Linked DNA regions of Homo sapiens: regions 2 and 3 are each linked to region 1. A link is a loop called in an ENCODE intact Hi-C map of the cell type or tissue named here. Cell type or tissue: PC-9. All regions are shown on one strand. Links, peaks and the distances in the headings refer to the core of each region. The heading gives the core; the rest is flanking DNA.

Region 1 (5,497 bases), core at 302-5,301:
CAACTTGGATAGGCCACGATGCCCAGAAATTTGGTCAAATGTTATTTTAGATGTTACTGTGACTGTGTTTTTGCATGAGATTAACATTTAAATCAGTGGACTTTGAGTAAAGCAGACTGCCCTCCATAATGTGGGTGGGTCTCATCAAATCAGCTGAAGGCTTGAACAGAACAAGAAAACGACATTCCCAGGGCAGGAAGAAATTCTGCCAGTAGATTGCCTTTGGACTTGAATGGCAACTTCAGCTCTTTTCTGAGTCTCCAGCCTGCTAGTCTACCCTGGATCTTTTGGAGTTGCCAGTCTATAATCAGGTGAGCCAATTCCTTACACTCCGTCATTCATAGAGAGAGAGAGAGAGAGAGAGAGAGAGAGAGAGAGAGATAGATAGACAGACAGACAGACAGACAGACACATAAATACACACACACACACACACATACATCCTATTGGTTCTGTTTCTCTGGAGAACCCTGACTAATAAAATGGGCAATTAGAAAATAGCTGTATTCTTTTCCTCAACCCTGCACATTCAAACTACTCCAAGGGTCTGATTCATCCTGTACCTTGGGGTAAACTTGGGTGAACCCCTGGATATTTGTGCAAATATTTATTTTCACATAATAAAAAATTATCTGATTACTTCCTCTTTATTTTCACATAATAAAAAATTCTCTGATTACAATCACAAAACAGGCTAACTTCCATTTTGTGTTGACTCCCCTATAATAAAAAAAACTCCAAATGTCACCTAAAACTCCAGTTCCTCTCCTCCTTCCAGGCCTGCTGCAGTGTGTGGGGGCTGTGGGTGGCTTTGTCTCTGTCTTCCTGGTCTAGCTCTTCTAACCTCCTCCCCCACTCCCGGGGGGGACCCCCTGCTCCTCCAGGTGTGGTATGGCAGGGAGAGCAAGGAGAGGTCAGGTGCAGGAAAAATGTTACCTGAGAGGCCCTGACATTATAGGGGCCTCAGTTTCTACTCCATGGCAGCTATTTAAGATGATTTTTCTCGTAGGTAAGTTCATGGATTCTTCAGAGACACCACTACCCCTACCCCAGACCATCACTGGGATTTTTTTACCTGTTTTTTTCCTTAATAAGGACAGTGTCACCTCCTCCCAGCCTCCTACGGTTCCCCTGGCTTCCAGCAGGCCACTCCACGCAGACTCTCTCTTCCCACCAGCCCTCTTCCCAGGTAACCTTTAATTTGGTTCCCTCTCCCATGTGTCCTGAATAAGCAGAAGACAGAGCTGATTCATTCCCTTAGAGAGTGAACCAGTGTTAGTCTCTCCCCTTTGGGTTTCTGCAGTTGAGGTTCTGAAGGAAGGACACATATTTCTAGGCACTGTCTCTTGGGTGGTTCTCAGACAGGGTTTGCACCTCCTTTGCAGGTCCTGCTTAGGTAGCATGGCTAGCCCTCCACTCTGGAATGCCAGAGTAGGTGGCTCCTAGCTGCCTTATTTTTACATACTTTGGTACAGCCTCCAGACACAAGAAGGTAATCTGTTTTACAGGTGTCAAAAGTTAAGTCTCAGAAAAATTAACTAAATTTTTTAAGATCACACCACCAGTCTATGGCAGAACTGTCCCTCTCCAGCTCAAGCTCTTGGCATCCTATTACAGCTATCTAAATAAAAAAGGCTTTTAAAGAGAATTGGCGGTAAAACAGACCCCCATTCCCTCCCAAGGCATTCCCTTAGTTCATTGCTCCAAAGTATGGCGGTCATGGTGTGTTCTCTTCCTCACCACATAGTCAACCCCGACTTGGGGACGGGCTAGGTGGAGCCCTGGGCCAGCCGATCTCCAGCACAGACCAGACCCCTAAGGCCTAAACTGTCCCTGCTTATCTCAGAATGGGGGATTACATATTCTACACGCCTGGTTCTCCTGACAGATGTGAGGAAAGCACACCGTAAGCACTGAACATCAGTACGTGTCTATAAAAGTCATTATAAACATCACGAGGCATGAGAGAAAAAGCATCTCTATTTACAGTGTAGGAAAGAGGAAAGAACAAAAACAACAACAACAAACCCTTCCAAGAATTTGCTTAATCACACTTCTGTATGGGAGGAAAACATTACCTGTAAATCTTTCCTGTGTGGTTGATAGGAGCTGATGGATCTTCCCTTGCAGATGGATGTTTATAACTCCCTCTTGGCTGCAAGACAGAGCAGGGCCTTGCATTCCTGTGCCTGCCCGCTGGGAAGCACATCAAAGCAGCTTTGTTTAAACTGGGACACACCCGCCCGACAGACCCTACGCCTTGCCCTTTTGGATCTTCTTACTTTTTTGGTGGAATCTGCAGTAAGCTCTGTGGCTGACCCCAGAGGTCACCCCACAAGCACTTTCCTGTTTGAAACTTGTTCCACCGGCCGCATTTCCACCGGCTCTGAGTCATTATCCTCCAGCCCTGACATCTACACTCCCATTAGATGAAAGGGCCTTACTATCTTCTACCATCCTGAACACAAAGGCAGCAGGGCTTTTTGTTGTTGTTTAGATTTGCTTCCCGTTTTTAAAAATAAAAACCTATGTTGCACATTTTTCTTACTATAAAAGCAATACATGTTTGTCATAAAAATATTCAAACAGCACAGAGAGGCAGAATGGAAAAATAAAAAGTGCCCTTTATTACAACAAACAAAGAGTAAGCACGTGCCAGCATGTTGGAATACATCTTTCTAGACTTTTTTCTCTGCAGAGATCTATCTGTTTAGGGTTGCAAAAGGAGATCACACTGAACATCCTAGTAATAAACTTGCTTTTTTCATTTGCCACTACGTTGAGAACGATTTTCCATGTCATTAAATATCTGCAAGATTTTTTTTTTCTATTTTGTAATATGAACAAAATTTGGTAGTTTTGCCTGAATAAAAGCAATTTTCCCTTAAAATATTATACCCTTTGCTCCAGCCATTGTTCTTCTGGAGGCCTTGCAGGAATCCCATGGGTCAATCAGAAGAGTGCACACTTGATTCTTTCCATTTGAAAACCAGGGACATGGCTAACATTTTCTCTAAACAGCTCCTTCCTAAGAGTTATGACTGTAACTGGTTTGGAGAGCTTCTTAACACTCCAACACAAATATGTTCCCATCTCTTTAATGTCTTCACGTCAAATTAGAAGAGGCCCAAGCCCTCGTCGCCAGGCCCCCTGCCTACCCCTACTACCATACAGGAAATGAAGCATGTTATCATCCCTCTTGGGAAACTGCCTCTCTGTGAACTCTACAAAACATGAGCCTTGAGGTCACAAACCTTAGAAGAAAAGGGTCAGCCCACCTCCCCCACTGACACCGAGAGCACTGGAGTCTTCCCTGCCAACTCCTGCCTCTGCTGTCTCTGCTTCTCACAGTGGGCTTTTGGTGTTTCAGGACCAACAGACTGTAAAGACCAAAGGAAAACTTCTCCTTCTCCCTTTGAAGATTTGCTGAAAAGAGGAAGATTAATAGGAGAAAAGGCATACAAATGTATTTGATGATAGTTTCACGTGACACAGGAGCCTTCAGAATGAAGACCCAAAGATACAGAAGAAATGGTCCATTTTTACACTGAGGTTTAACGAAATATGGACAGCCGTGTCGAAATATGACTGGACAAAAAGGGTGTGATCTAATGCTAAGAACCCGAGAAGGAAACCTAGCAAGGCCTGTCTGTCTAGATTCTTCTTGGCCTCTCTGAGCATGTGGGTTTTGTTTTGTTTTGTTTTGTTTTGTTTTGTTTTGTTTTGTTTTGTTCCAATCTGGGTATGGGGCAGGACCTTCTAGAATGGAGGTCTTATGGCCTACAGTCAAACAAGACAGGTCAGATCATTTTTTTTTATGGCCAGTTTTTACACAGAAAGGCAAAGGGAAAGTTAGAGTGATATTTTTAGATTTTACGGCTGGACTTGGAGTAAAGGGGTTCTGGCTTCTATGACCCACGTTGGGGAAGAGGGATTCTAGTTTCTATGGCAGCCTCAGGGGAGAATGGGACTGAGAGACAGGAGAAAGTCAGAGGAAAACTTTTGCTTCTGAGGTTGCTTCTGAGCCCATGATTTGGAGTAGTGTTTTCTGAGTCAGAACAAGACACTGCTGGCTATTGGTGGTGAAGCCCAGCCCAGGTATGGTCCAGCTCCAAGTACAGCAGCCACCATCCTGTGGAGAACGATGCCTCCACTCTCTCCACCGCCACCCCAGCACCAGCTGCCCTTGGCTTGTTGTCCAAGTCCTCAGCCCCTCCACTCCTATAGAAAGCCATTTCTTCCATGGCTTCAGCCAGGGGAACCAAATCAGAAATGAGTTCAGGAGCTCATCACTTGTTGACCAGAATCATTATTTATTCCATTTTCTTCCCCCAAGCATTCGTAGCCACACACCTGGAATTCATCATCTCCATTTCAGCACAGAAGTACAAAAGATTTACTCCATTCCTTTTCTGCTCAATAAGGACACCTGGGGAGTAATTGAAGGATTCAGACCCTGAAAACAAAGAATGCCACAGGCAGCTTTGCCTCTTTGACCCTGAAATATGAACAGTTACTGGCTTTCTGCTTTCTAAACAATCGAGAATGCTGACACCTAAGGAGAGACCAGACTCTCCAAGAGTCAGTCTGGGGAAAAAAAGGATCTTAACTCATGATAAGGCAGAAATCATTCCTCTACCTCAACTTATATGCTCAAAACACAAGCAAGGAAATAGCTTAATGTTTCTTGCTAAAGAAGTAAAAAACAAAATCCTTGCTAAATGTTAAGTGGGTTACCTTGCTATATAACAAAAATTAATCTTCAAGAGACCACTCCCTTTATTTTTAAATAAGCAATTACTGACTGTTTTTAAAGAAACAATCTGATGCCCTAAAAAGTCCCCAAGTTTGCAGTCAGAGAAACTAAAGTTTTCTTTTTCTACCACTAATCATCCATGTGACCTAGGGCAAAGTGTTCAAACTCTCTGAAACTCAATTTCCCTCTCTGCCTAAAACTGGACTTGCTCCTGGACCCTTAATACCCAAAGTCCACTAATCAAGAGGCCCTGCTTCTCCAGATGGTGCTTAAAAGTTCACTACCAATATTTGCCAGGGCAACTTATTTTTCTTTGCATTTTTATTCTATAATTGTCAGGGGAAAAACATGAAAACAATACAAATACTATAATCTACCAATTGTATGACTTTGAGCAAGCCGTTTAGCCTCTGAAATTCACTTTCCTCATTCATAATAATTACCAACACAGATTAGATAGAGCAGGCACTGGTCTAAATGTTTATGTCTATTAACTCATTTAAAGTTAAAAACTGCAACCGTATAAGGTAGGTGCTATTATTATCACTTTTACAGGTAAAGAAACTGGACAAAACAGGTAAAGTGGGTTTTCCAAGGTCACACAGCTAAGAGCCGCAGAGCTAATGTTCAAATCCAGACACTTTGGCTCCAGAGTCCACATTCTTAAACGTATGCCACATCACCTCTGACTTTGAGAATATGGAATGATGAGTTAGGCTTACCTCATAGGATTGTTGAAAG
Region 2 (5,497 bases), core at 191-5,190, 120 kb before region 1:
CCATATACCTGACTGCCTAAGTAAGCAACATCTTACTAAACAAAACATAGGAAGGCATCCAACCTATTGAGAGCAAAATGATCCTTACCAAACCTGTTCAAGTTCTTCAAAGAAAGACTGGAGGATGGGTGCGATCACAAGACCAAGACTGGGGAAAACAGGACCTTTCTATGGGGGTAAATAAAATCTTAAGAGTAGGATGTGATCTCTCTATTCATAGGTACAATGTCGGAATGTGTTTGCAGAATATATTGGGGTTAAAATAAGTGTTTGTTGTCACCTATTTTATTACTTCTAATTTAGTATATTTACACATATACTCACACATATACCTGATTTTGCCTACATGCATAACTTTGATTTTTTTTTTTTTAACTGCAGTGTCATTTTCTCCTTTATCTCAATAGTTTGCTTCACCCTATCTCCAAAGTGGCACTCTAGCTGGCCCTACCCTCTTTCCCAAGTAACTTATGCTAACAACTTTTTTTTTTGTCTTTCATGCTTTCCTCCTTATTTATATAATTTACGCACACATGCATGTACATACACACAGATGCACACCACTTCTTTGTCATTATTTACTTTATAAAAAAGATTATATTACACATTCTTTTTTGCCTCTAGCATTTATTGAAAACAGTACCTTGTGCTAATTCTTCAAAATCATCTTGAATAGCTCTAATTTGTCTTTTTTAATGTCTACATAAGATTTCATGGTATAAGTATATACCATAATTTATTCCGCTATCTCACTATTGATGAACATCCATATATCTTCCATTTTTTGCCACAATGTAGCAAAAACACATTTTTGCATATGTTTTATGTATCAGTGTTTGTGTTTCTGCAGGATAGATTTCTACAATTGGTAATTGTTGGGTCCAAGGAAATATATATTTTGTAGTCTTAATGGAAACTACCATATTGCTTTTTGAAAAGGCAGAAACACCTCATATTTTTACGAGCAATGCATGAAACTCCCCTTTTCTCCACATGCCCTCAATGAATATTTAAATCAGTTAATTTTGATTTATATTATTTTTCTTATCAGTCTTGGGATAATTTTCTCCTTTACCACAAAGTGGTGTCATGGAAGAAGACATGGGCAGAGAGAGATTCAAAAGGAAAAGTCATGGTGTCAGACAGTCTCCCATATGGAGCTTGGGGAACATTTATTCAGCAAATACTTTTTCAGACATTTACCATGCATGCAAGAACTGTACAATGCACTGGCCAAATTTTAAAATACATGCATATGCCCTTTAGAAGTATAGAGTCCACATGGGAATACATTATATAATAAATTATAATGTGCTTGTTCTATTTAGGAAGGCCTGGAATCTGCTTCCTGTTCACATATGACTTTCGGAAACCTCAGATTCCTCTTCTATAAAATGGTTTTGATGTTCCTATCTATACTTTGGGATTATTCTGCAAATTATATGGGGAGATGCATGTAAACCACTTATCACAGTATATGGGATAGAGCATGCATTCAATAAATAGTAGGTGGTATTATTAGTAGTAGCAGTAAAAGTTTATGTATGAGTGTAAGAAGAGTAGACAGGTAGGTTGGGGCCAGAATGGGGAAGACCTTGAAGGTCAGGTTGAGAAATTTCATCTTTAAACTATGGGCTCTCCAAAATAGAGTGATATGATGAAAAAGATGTTCTAGGAAGATTCCTGGGTCAGTCATTACTCAGTAGATAAATTAGGGAATAGAAGGGGCTAGCCGCAAAAAGACTGGATAGGAGGTTTATCAGTTAGATACTTCTAGAAATGGGGTGATATTTGAAATATTTTTTAAATGGCACAGCACTGGCACTGGGCAATTAAAACACGTGACTGAGTCTTCAAAGTGGTTGCTGGCTGTAAACAACACATTGCTAGCCTAGCACATATAAGCCAAATAGCCCTCCTGCTTCTAAGTGAGAGAGCACCTTCCTGAAAATAGCTTAAATAATAGGGATTTGTTTCTGCACACAAAAGTAAATCTGGAGGAAGATGGTTCTAGAGGTGGTTAATTGTGCAACTTAACAGGAACTGTCAGGGCCCACTCATATCTCTCAGAACTCACCCTTCTGATGTACCCTGTCCCAAAGGATTCTGATGGCCAGCACTGGTGACTCTCTGTCTGCAGGATCTCTCTAGCCACAGGCATGTTCTCATCCCATGTGTAGGGCAGGCAGGAAGTGCTAAGGGAGAACACACCCTGGGAGCAGTGCTCAAACAACTCCTCATGAGAACTGGTAGATAAACACTCAGGTTTCCTCACCCCTTGGGTGGGACAACTCTGTTCTCAACAAGACTGGGGCTCAGTTGCCCACAGAAACCTATCATTAAACACATTCTATTGACCCCCCTTGTCTTTTCCCATCACTTCCCCATGTCCCAATTTCTGTTTCCTAAGATCACTCCCCAAATAAACTTCTTGAACTTAAATATTTTTCTCAGGGTTGGCTTCTCGGAAAGGCCAACCTAAGACAAAGTATGTAGATTTGCAGCTTGAAGTCTATCCAACAAGACAGAGGTTCCAGACATTCTTCTCATTCCATCAGAGAAGAAAATATTTCCCAGAAGGTCCATGACGTCCTCTCCCTTTGTATTATTGGTGACAAGAGGGTCACATGTCCATGCCTAACCACAAACTAATCACAAAGAGAAATGGGTTCACCACAATGCACTTGGACTTGACACATTAACAGTAAGTACTTAAACAAAATTGGAGTTTTGTTACAGAGGAAGAAAAAAGAATGGCTGCTGGGTAGGATTCAACAGTCTTGAATAGAAAAGCCTTCTCTAATAATTTGGGCGTGAGGCAATGAGAACATCTGCCATGGGGTTGGCAGTGAAAATCTTCATGTAAATCCTCGACGAGATTCATCATTCACTGAATTTGGAAACTTTCATCTTCGCTCAAGAAAAATGAAAAAGTTTTAGCATTCAACTTGTGATTAACCTACCATGAATCTGATCTGCATATTTCTCACATAAAATGGGCTTAATACATCTTAATTGCCCACAATAGGAATAACATTTTTCATAATGATTGGGTATTCACATTGCCCTTTCTCTTCATTTATCTGAGTGATCAGACATATGTCAGGAAAAGCCAGGAGTAGATTTGCCACACAGCAGCTCGTGACTACACTATCAAATCAGCCCTCTACACATCCACATTAAGACATATAACACAGGCATAGGACGGCTGCCTAAAAGTCATTTATTAATATCCAGACAGTCTGAATGGCTAAGACAGGTGATGATTGATAACTTAGGCCACAAAGGGTCTTCAGAGACAGAATTTAGAGTATATTCTCATTTTGTTTGAATGTCTAACGAAAAGACCAAAGTTGCCTTGTCAACCCTCTCATGACAGCCAGGAGCTACTTCAGGCAGGCCTTCTGACTCAGCCTGGGACCTTAGCTGCCATTTTGCTTGCTTAACTTTTCCTAAATCCCAGGCAACTGCACAGTTCACCAAGATTGTTTCCCATAAGTGAGACCCCTCTGAGGAGGTCATGAAGAAAGAATTCTCCCTGGGCCGGGCCTGTCAAACATTTCACTATTTCACTGCAGATGGGGGAAGGAAGAAGAGCGAGTGTTTGGGACACAGAACTGTCACCACAGTCATGTCAGCATGTACTTGAGCCCAGCTGCTAATGCTGCCAGTGGCATGTGAGAGGCACGAGGTGATGGAATTTGCCTTTAGCCGGTGCTCTTTTATCTTTGTTGGCATGGAAATAAATTGGTTTCACTTTTTTATTTCCTTCTTTGAAAGTTCTTTAAATTCTAACAAGCTAATGGAGTCAATCTCTTTTGCCACCCCAATCCAAGTTCATTAACACCCACTCTACATTTTCTCATAACCTCATGCCCCTTTTTAAGCTATGCAATCGTCTAGGTTTAGTTTGTTCTATAGGAGAACATACCCAAAGTTGTCTGGTAATTCCCAGTGGAGAGAAAGATTCAGTGAGTGATGTCAGGGAGTTCAGAGCCCTCCGGAGTTGGTCCGCTTGTTATTCTCGGCCTTGCTGCTCTCTGGGCCGAAAACCAGGAAGACAGGCCTTCAGTAGAAAGCCTCCTTTGGCCATCACTACTAGTGGGAGCTGCAGAAGTGGTGGGAGTGGCAGGAGAACTGGTAAACCCCATCCTTACAAACAAATGCTGAAGCTCCTCCACAGAGAAAAACAAACAAACAGCTGAAGCTTTCAGCTTCATCTCACTCAAGGGTCAGGCATTATATAAGAAAAGACTTGAAGGACCTGGAAGCTTTCTCTCAGTGTTGTATTTTCCCCACATTTTCTCATGATATTAATAGGAAAGCTCAATATAGCAGGTGTCTGTGGCCCTGAATGAAGGAAATGGAGGAAGGCAGAGCAGAAGGGCTGAGTCTTGTCCACTACCAGTTTCAGAAGCAACAGAAACCAAGGAATCATGTGAGTGGTGGCAGCTATAAGGAGAGAGCAAGTTAAACTGAAACTCTGGGGGTGTTTGTGGGAAGAAAATTCAAATGCAGGAAGATGTTCTTGGACTCGGTAGGTCTATGGAAGTAAGACCAAAGCTGTAACTCTAGGAAGCATTGTGTGCCAAGGAGCTGCATTAGTTTTTAACTCCAGACCTGAGCAGTCTAATATGGTACCCATTCACCACATGTGGCTGTTGAGCACTTGTAATGTGGCTTATTAGAACTGTAATACATACCACATTTTAAAGACTTCATACCAAAAAAAGGATATTAGATGCTCATGAGTTATTTTTATATTACATGTTGAAATAATAATTTCAATATATTGGGTTAAATAAAATATGTTATTAAAATTAATCTCACCTGTTTCTTTCTACCAATTTTTAAGGTGGCTCACATTACCTATCTATGGACACCATGGGTCCAGACAAAGAGATGCAGAATTTCAAAACTCTGGGTTTTGATAGGTTTGCCGTACTGAAATTGTGTCCTCCTCCGGACCCCTGAGCTTCATGCTTCCTTAAGAAGCACTGAAATGGGCCTCAGCAGAGCAGTGAGGTAGGAGAATTTTGTGACAATAAGCCTAGAAAACAAACATGGCTTTCAATTAATGTGTTAACTCTTCCTCTTGCTTTCAAAAAGAGCCAACTTTGGGAGATGCTGAGGCACAGGAAATAGGAAGCTGGAAAGAGGCGTCAGTTCCCTCCTCTGCCCCAAGTAGTTTTGCTCTGTTTTAGCTCCACTTTGTCATGAAAATTTGCATCTTCTGCCTGCTGACCCTGACACAGACCAGCAGCCTATTTAAATAATCATGCCACAGGATGGTACCCAGTATCCTCCCTTCTGCTTCGAGGCACCAAGCACAGAACCATTTTATTACTCACTGTCAGGAGGCAATTTAGACGTTCTGGAAACAAACTTTGTTCTATTTGCTCAAGTACTGAAGCTTTCCCTTGTCTTATTGACTTATTACTGGAATTTGCAGAACATTTTGTGAATTCTAGTTGAATAGTAGGTTTCGGTTTTTAAA
Region 3 (5,497 bases), core at 122-5,121, 88 kb after region 1:
ACTGCATGGGGAAAATAAATCATTATTTGTTTAAGCCAGTATTAATTAGGTTGCCTATTATTGCAGCCAAACACATTCCTAACTCCAACAGGAACACTTGTAGAATGAAGCTCCAATCAACAACATGGCACAGAAAATTTCCTGCATACTGGAAAAAAAAAAATGAGTCTTGTTTGAGCTATAAATAATCATTGTACTCTTACCTATTGCGATAGACCCTGTATGAGATCCACTGGACACTCTTTAACAGCTGGTGTGCCCCTCTCCCAGGTGCTGCAAATGGTGCCATTAGCGGCTTACCTGAGTAAACTTTGCCAGAGAATTGTACTTGACTAAAGAGAATAGCTGGCCATGAGATGCCTAGAAGTTTACGTGACCAAGGGAGGAGGCAGATAGTGGCAAATAACTAATAAGTGATATAAGAATAAATAAATTAAAAAGCCCAGCAGGGCACAATGGCTCATGCTTGGAATCCTAGCACTTTGGGAGGCTGAGGTGGGAGGATTATTTGAGTTTAGAAGTTCAAGACCAGCTTAAGCAACATAGCAAGATCTTGTTTCTACTAAAAATCAAAAAAAAATTAGCCAGGCATGGTGGTAGGCATCTGTAGTACCAACTACTCAAGAGGCTAAGCTGGGAGGCTAGCTTGAGGTGAGCAGATCAAGGCTGCAGTGAGCTATGATTACACCACTGCACTCCAACCTGGGCAACAAGCAAGACTGTCTCAAAAAAAAAAAATTAAGAGTCCAACCGCTTCTCCATGGCACCATGCATGCTCCAGAGCCCGCATGGATAAAAGCCAACCTGGACTACTGTAGCCTTGCTTGATTCTTTGCCTTCCAGTCCTGCTTTCCTCACTCCCAAACAGGTAGTTCCTGAAGAGTATTCCCTCAAAGAGGGAAGGAGAAAAGAAGAGAAATTTGAGAAAGCAGTTTATAGACATCACCATGGCTGTTCACTCAGGAAGATAAATTAGGGGAAGGAGATATTCAAATGCAGGAACCTGAAAGGAAATATCCATGCTGTAGAAAATCACATGTACCCAAATCTCTGCCTCAGGTTCTGCTTCTAGAGACCCCAAACAAGATACTTACCTACAAATTGCCCATTTTAAGAATATTTTCTTCTGAAGGGAAGAATAGGGATACCAATGCCAACACCGCAATCTGGAATCTCAAGCTGTTCACTGCGTTAAGATTGCTCTCAGTCCCACTGGAGATGCCTTTGTCTTCCTGCATGTTGTTGCTGTATATCAGTTGGATGTTTCTAAGAGGCCACATGGTCTAGAAGCATTAGTAGAAAACTTGGAGGCTGACATTGATGGATTTCCAACACCATCGAAGTTTATCAGGGATCTCAGAACAGAGCTAAGGGATTTTGAGAGTAGGTTTCATTCTGTGAGCAAACATGATAGGAAAAGAGATATTTGCCTGATGTATGGGAAAAGGTATCTCTTTTGGTCCCCAGATTTCACCTGTGTGAAGTACCAAAAGATATGGAAAATTTCAGAGGACTCCAGGAAGTGTAAATGTGGAGAAAATTCAGTGTAAGTCTTTAGATATTAAAGTATTAAAAGAGGTCCACATTCTATTATGAATAAATGGCCCATCAAGAGCAAGCAATTGTAAGAAAAATAAAGCCTTGGTAAATGGTGTGTAACAAATAGTCCACTTCTTCAATTGCACATGACAAGGGCCATTTTATAAAAATCAAACATAGATGTGGGTAGTATAAATATTAATTTTCAAAATGTCAGAAAATGACTAACAGAAAACAGAAAAATAGGGAAGTAAGGTTGTAGAGGAAAGAATGTGAATGAAGGAAATTTTTTTAACTTTTATTTTAAGTTCAGGGGTACATGTGCAGGTTTGTTATATAGGTAAACTTGTGTAAAAATAAACAAGATAGAAAACAATACCTATATTTTAGCTAATCAGAATAGGAATTACAGAAAGCAGGTTGTAGATGTCACCATGACCATCCATTCAGGACGATAAATTAGGGGAAGGAGATATTCAAGTGCAGGAACCTGAAAGGAAATGTTCCTGTCCTAGAAAGCAGAGACTCATCACAAAGTGAAGCAGGGGAGAAGCTCGTAGACATGATTCTTTTCAGTGTCCTGAAAGTAGTAAGAAGAGAAATACACCTCGTCTTTGAAGTCAACAAAGCTGAACTCTGTGTACTGCAATTTTTCTGTGTACCTGCAATTTGTGAAACCAAAATAATTATATTTTCAAAATAATTTTAACTCTGACATTTCTCATCCTGTAGCTAATCAGTATAATATTGTGGTTAAAAACACAAATCCTGGATTAGACTGCCTGAGACAAATTCAAGTTCTGCTACTAATTTGTTGTTTGAAGTAAAGTCATTTAAACTCTTCTAATTCAGTTTCATCATCTATAAATGAGAATATTATTAATACCCGTCTCATGAGGCATATTGGCAGGTTGAAATGAATTAATACACATCAAGTATTTAGAACGGTATCTGCCTCATGGGAAGTGCTCAGTTACATATTAGGCATTAGTATCACATGTGACATAACTCCACCAGGTAGTAGAGTACACAACAGGATCAAAGAACTAAGCTTTGGTTCTAGGGCTGGCAGTTAAGAAACGCAAGACCTTGTTCTCTCAAGTGGTGGCAGGGAAGGTAAACAGGTTTCTGTGAGCAGCCTTTGAAGTTTGCCATGGATTGACTCATGAGGTATTAATTTTTTTGAGCCGTGACTCATGGTTAGCTCAGTTGGTTCACTGTACTTATATAGCCTGGGCTCTGGTCTGATCTTCTTATGAGTTTTCTCCCCCACCACTTCTCTGGGGTCACAGACTGTATCCAATTCCTGATAAGCTACTGTGCACATAGCTATACTTAGTCTAAGGAAATTGAGTCAATAACCATCACTACTTGAAGAAAAATTCAGAAAGCCATCAGTCTCCAGTTATTTACCCGGCAAATGAAACTCACATTTACTTAGGCCCCTGTTAAGTAACAGGCACATAGCAAGAATCAGACATGGCATTTCATGAATACAAGCATATTTAATCATCATATCAACCCTATCATGCCATGAGCCCCATTTTACATTTTAATGTCCTTCCTAACTGTAAACATAAACACATGGTCACATTAGTAAAACTGACACAGTGACACTTCTGCTTCATTCTTTTAGTTAAAACCCAGATTCAAAGGAAGAAGACTACACAAGCACATGAATACTTACTCCACTTATTTAGGGGGTGAGATACATTGGAGTAACAGACCCTGTCTCTGCGGGGCTTAGTTCAAATTCCCCAGACAATCAAGTTCATCCCAGTCCATCCAACCAGTTGTAGCCAGAGAGGAAGAGTCATATAAGACGAACATGGCCTCAAAAGCCATTCTTTCATTTAGAGCTATGTGGTGGAGAGAACAATTCTTAGAAACAAAGAACGTTAAGTCCTGCAGTTTTGTTCTTAAGATTGCCTTCGATATGGTATTAGTTTTCTACTGATCCTGTAACCATGTACCACAAACTTAACAGCTTAAAACAACACAAATTTATTGTCTCACAGTTCTGTTAATCAGAGGTCTAGATGGGCTCAACTAGTTCCTCTGCTTTGGGTCTCACGAGGCCAAAACTATAATATCAGACAGTCTGGGTATTTATTTGTAGTCCCTTAGGGATAATCTCCTTTCAAGTTCATTCAGGTTTTTGAATGAATTCAGTTCTTTGCAGCTGTAAGACTGAGTTCTCCACTTACTTACTGGCTGTTATCTGGGAGCCTCTAACAGCTATAAGCCCACCTGCAGTCCTTGTCATGCTGCCCTCTCTATCTTCAAACCACCAGCAATGGTTTGAAGATGAGTCCTTCACATACTTCAAACTTCTCTGGCTTCCTTGCTGCATCTCTTCTGTATTCAGTCTAAGAAAGTGCTCTGCTTTTTAGGGCTCACATGATTAGATTGGGACTATTCAGGTAATTCAGGATAATCTTCATATTTTAAACTCCATAACCTTAATTACACCTGCAAAGTCCTTTTGCTATGGATCATAACTATTCACAGGTTCCATAAATTAAGATGTGACCATTTTGGAGGGATCATTTCTCCCTACTGCAGCTCTTCTAGGTCTCTTGCATTTCCATACACATTTTATAATCAGCTTATCAATTGCCACAAAAACATTTCTAAGGTAATTTTGATTGTAATTGCATTAAACCTACAGATTAATTTGGTAAGAATTGACACCTTAACAATATTGAGTCTTCCAATCCATGAATGTAGTATATCCTTCCACTTATTTAGGTCTTTTTAAATTTATCTCTGAAATGCTTGTAAAGATATTTAATACTTTTTGTTGCCCTTATAAATGTAATCTTTTTCATTTCTTTCTTTTTTTTTTTTTTTTTTTTTTTTTTTTTTTTTTTTTGACAGAGTCTCACTCTTGTTTCCCAGGCTGGAGTGCAATGGCTCCATCTCGGCTTATGGCAACCTCTGCCTCCCAGGTTCAAGCGATTCTCCTGCCTCAGCCTCCCAGTTAGCTGGGATTACAGGCATGTGAAATGGCGCCTTTTTATTTTTTTAAAATTTTGTTGGTAACACACTTTTTATTAGGCATGATGTATCATCAAAATTTAGCACAGTACTTGGCAAATCCTAGGTACTCAACAAATGTTTGTTGAATGAATGAATTGCACTTTATCTAAACTCCTTTTATGAACTTTGACATTTAATACTTTTTCTTACAGCTATTTGTGTACAAGTCTTGGTTTCTTTTGAGATGGTGAGCATTGTAGGGTAGGGATATTTTGGAGTCAGCTGTCTACATCAAGTTTCTAGCATCAGGTTTGATATGTTATAGAACCCATTAAAGCGTCCAAATATGCTATAACTAGTGGCATGAAATATCTGGACTGGTGAAGTATATTCTCAAACTCCTTGCTAACTTATATTCATAGAAACTTACGTTGCATGAGGTATTATCGATGAATTATTTCATAAAACATATGTATTCCACATATTCTCTAGTGTCTGGGGTCTGGACTCCAGACCCTCTAAATTATATCATTGGGTTAAGTCAGAAAGTTGTATACCTAGTCATTAAGCTTTGTAATCCTGGGAGAATTCATTTTTCTGAATTATATTTGGCATTACGTCACTGGGCTGTATTGAAGCACATCCCAGAAAACAGTGTTGTGAAATTCAGTTTGTGCTGACTGTTGAGATAATGTTGAGAACATACTGCTCTACATCATAAGTTATCTTTTTTTTTTTTTCTTATTTTTTGAGATGGGGTCTCACTCTGTTGCCCAGGCCAGAGTGCAGTGGCACAACCTAGGCTCACTGCAACCTTCGCCCCCTGGGTTCAAGCAATTCTCATATCTCAGCCTCCCGAGTAGCTGGGATTACAGGCACATGCAACTATGCCTGGCTAATTTTTTATTTTTTATTTTTATTAGAGATAGGGTTTCACCATGTTGGCCAGGTTGGTCTCAAACTCCTGACTTCAGGT

What was found. A loop is a pair of places that touch in the nucleus more often than their neighbours do. Peaks named below come from ENCODE experiments on the same cell type or tissue, not always from the same donor. Only the 100,000 strongest peaks of a DNase experiment are listed, where the experiment ranks them.
Region 2: a loop joins it to region 1, with 11 times the contacts of the local background. A loop is called at or near these places in 6 of 110 quality-filtered maps.
Region 3: it touches region 1 in a loop (2.8-fold over the local background); 5 of 110 quality-filtered maps call a loop at or near these places.

What each region holds. Positions count from the first base shown.
Region 1 is chr3:31,286,589-31,292,085 of GRCh38, forward strand. No RefSeq gene overlaps it. Among named protein-coding and RNA genes, the nearest start is that of MIR466, 130 kb to the left of the region's middle. In PC-9, for the core only: no CTCF peak of the experiment used is centred there; DNase peaks (open chromatin) are centred at 2,293 and 3,703; H3K4me3 peaks cover 428 bases; H3K27ac peaks cover 2,743 bases.
Region 2 is chr3:31,168,903-31,174,399 of GRCh38, forward strand. No RefSeq gene overlaps it. Among named protein-coding and RNA genes, the nearest start is that of MIR466, 9.9 kb to the left of the region's middle. In PC-9, for the core only: no CTCF peak of the experiment used is centred there; a DNase peak (open chromatin) is centred at 2,579.
Region 3 is chr3:31,374,621-31,380,117 of GRCh38, forward strand. No RefSeq gene overlaps it. Among named protein-coding and RNA genes, the nearest start is that of STT3B, 160 kb to the right of the region's middle. RefSeq lists an enhancer at 2,209-3,408. In PC-9, for the core only: no CTCF peak of the experiment used is centred there; a DNase peak (open chromatin) is centred at 2,671; H3K27ac peaks cover 1,428 bases.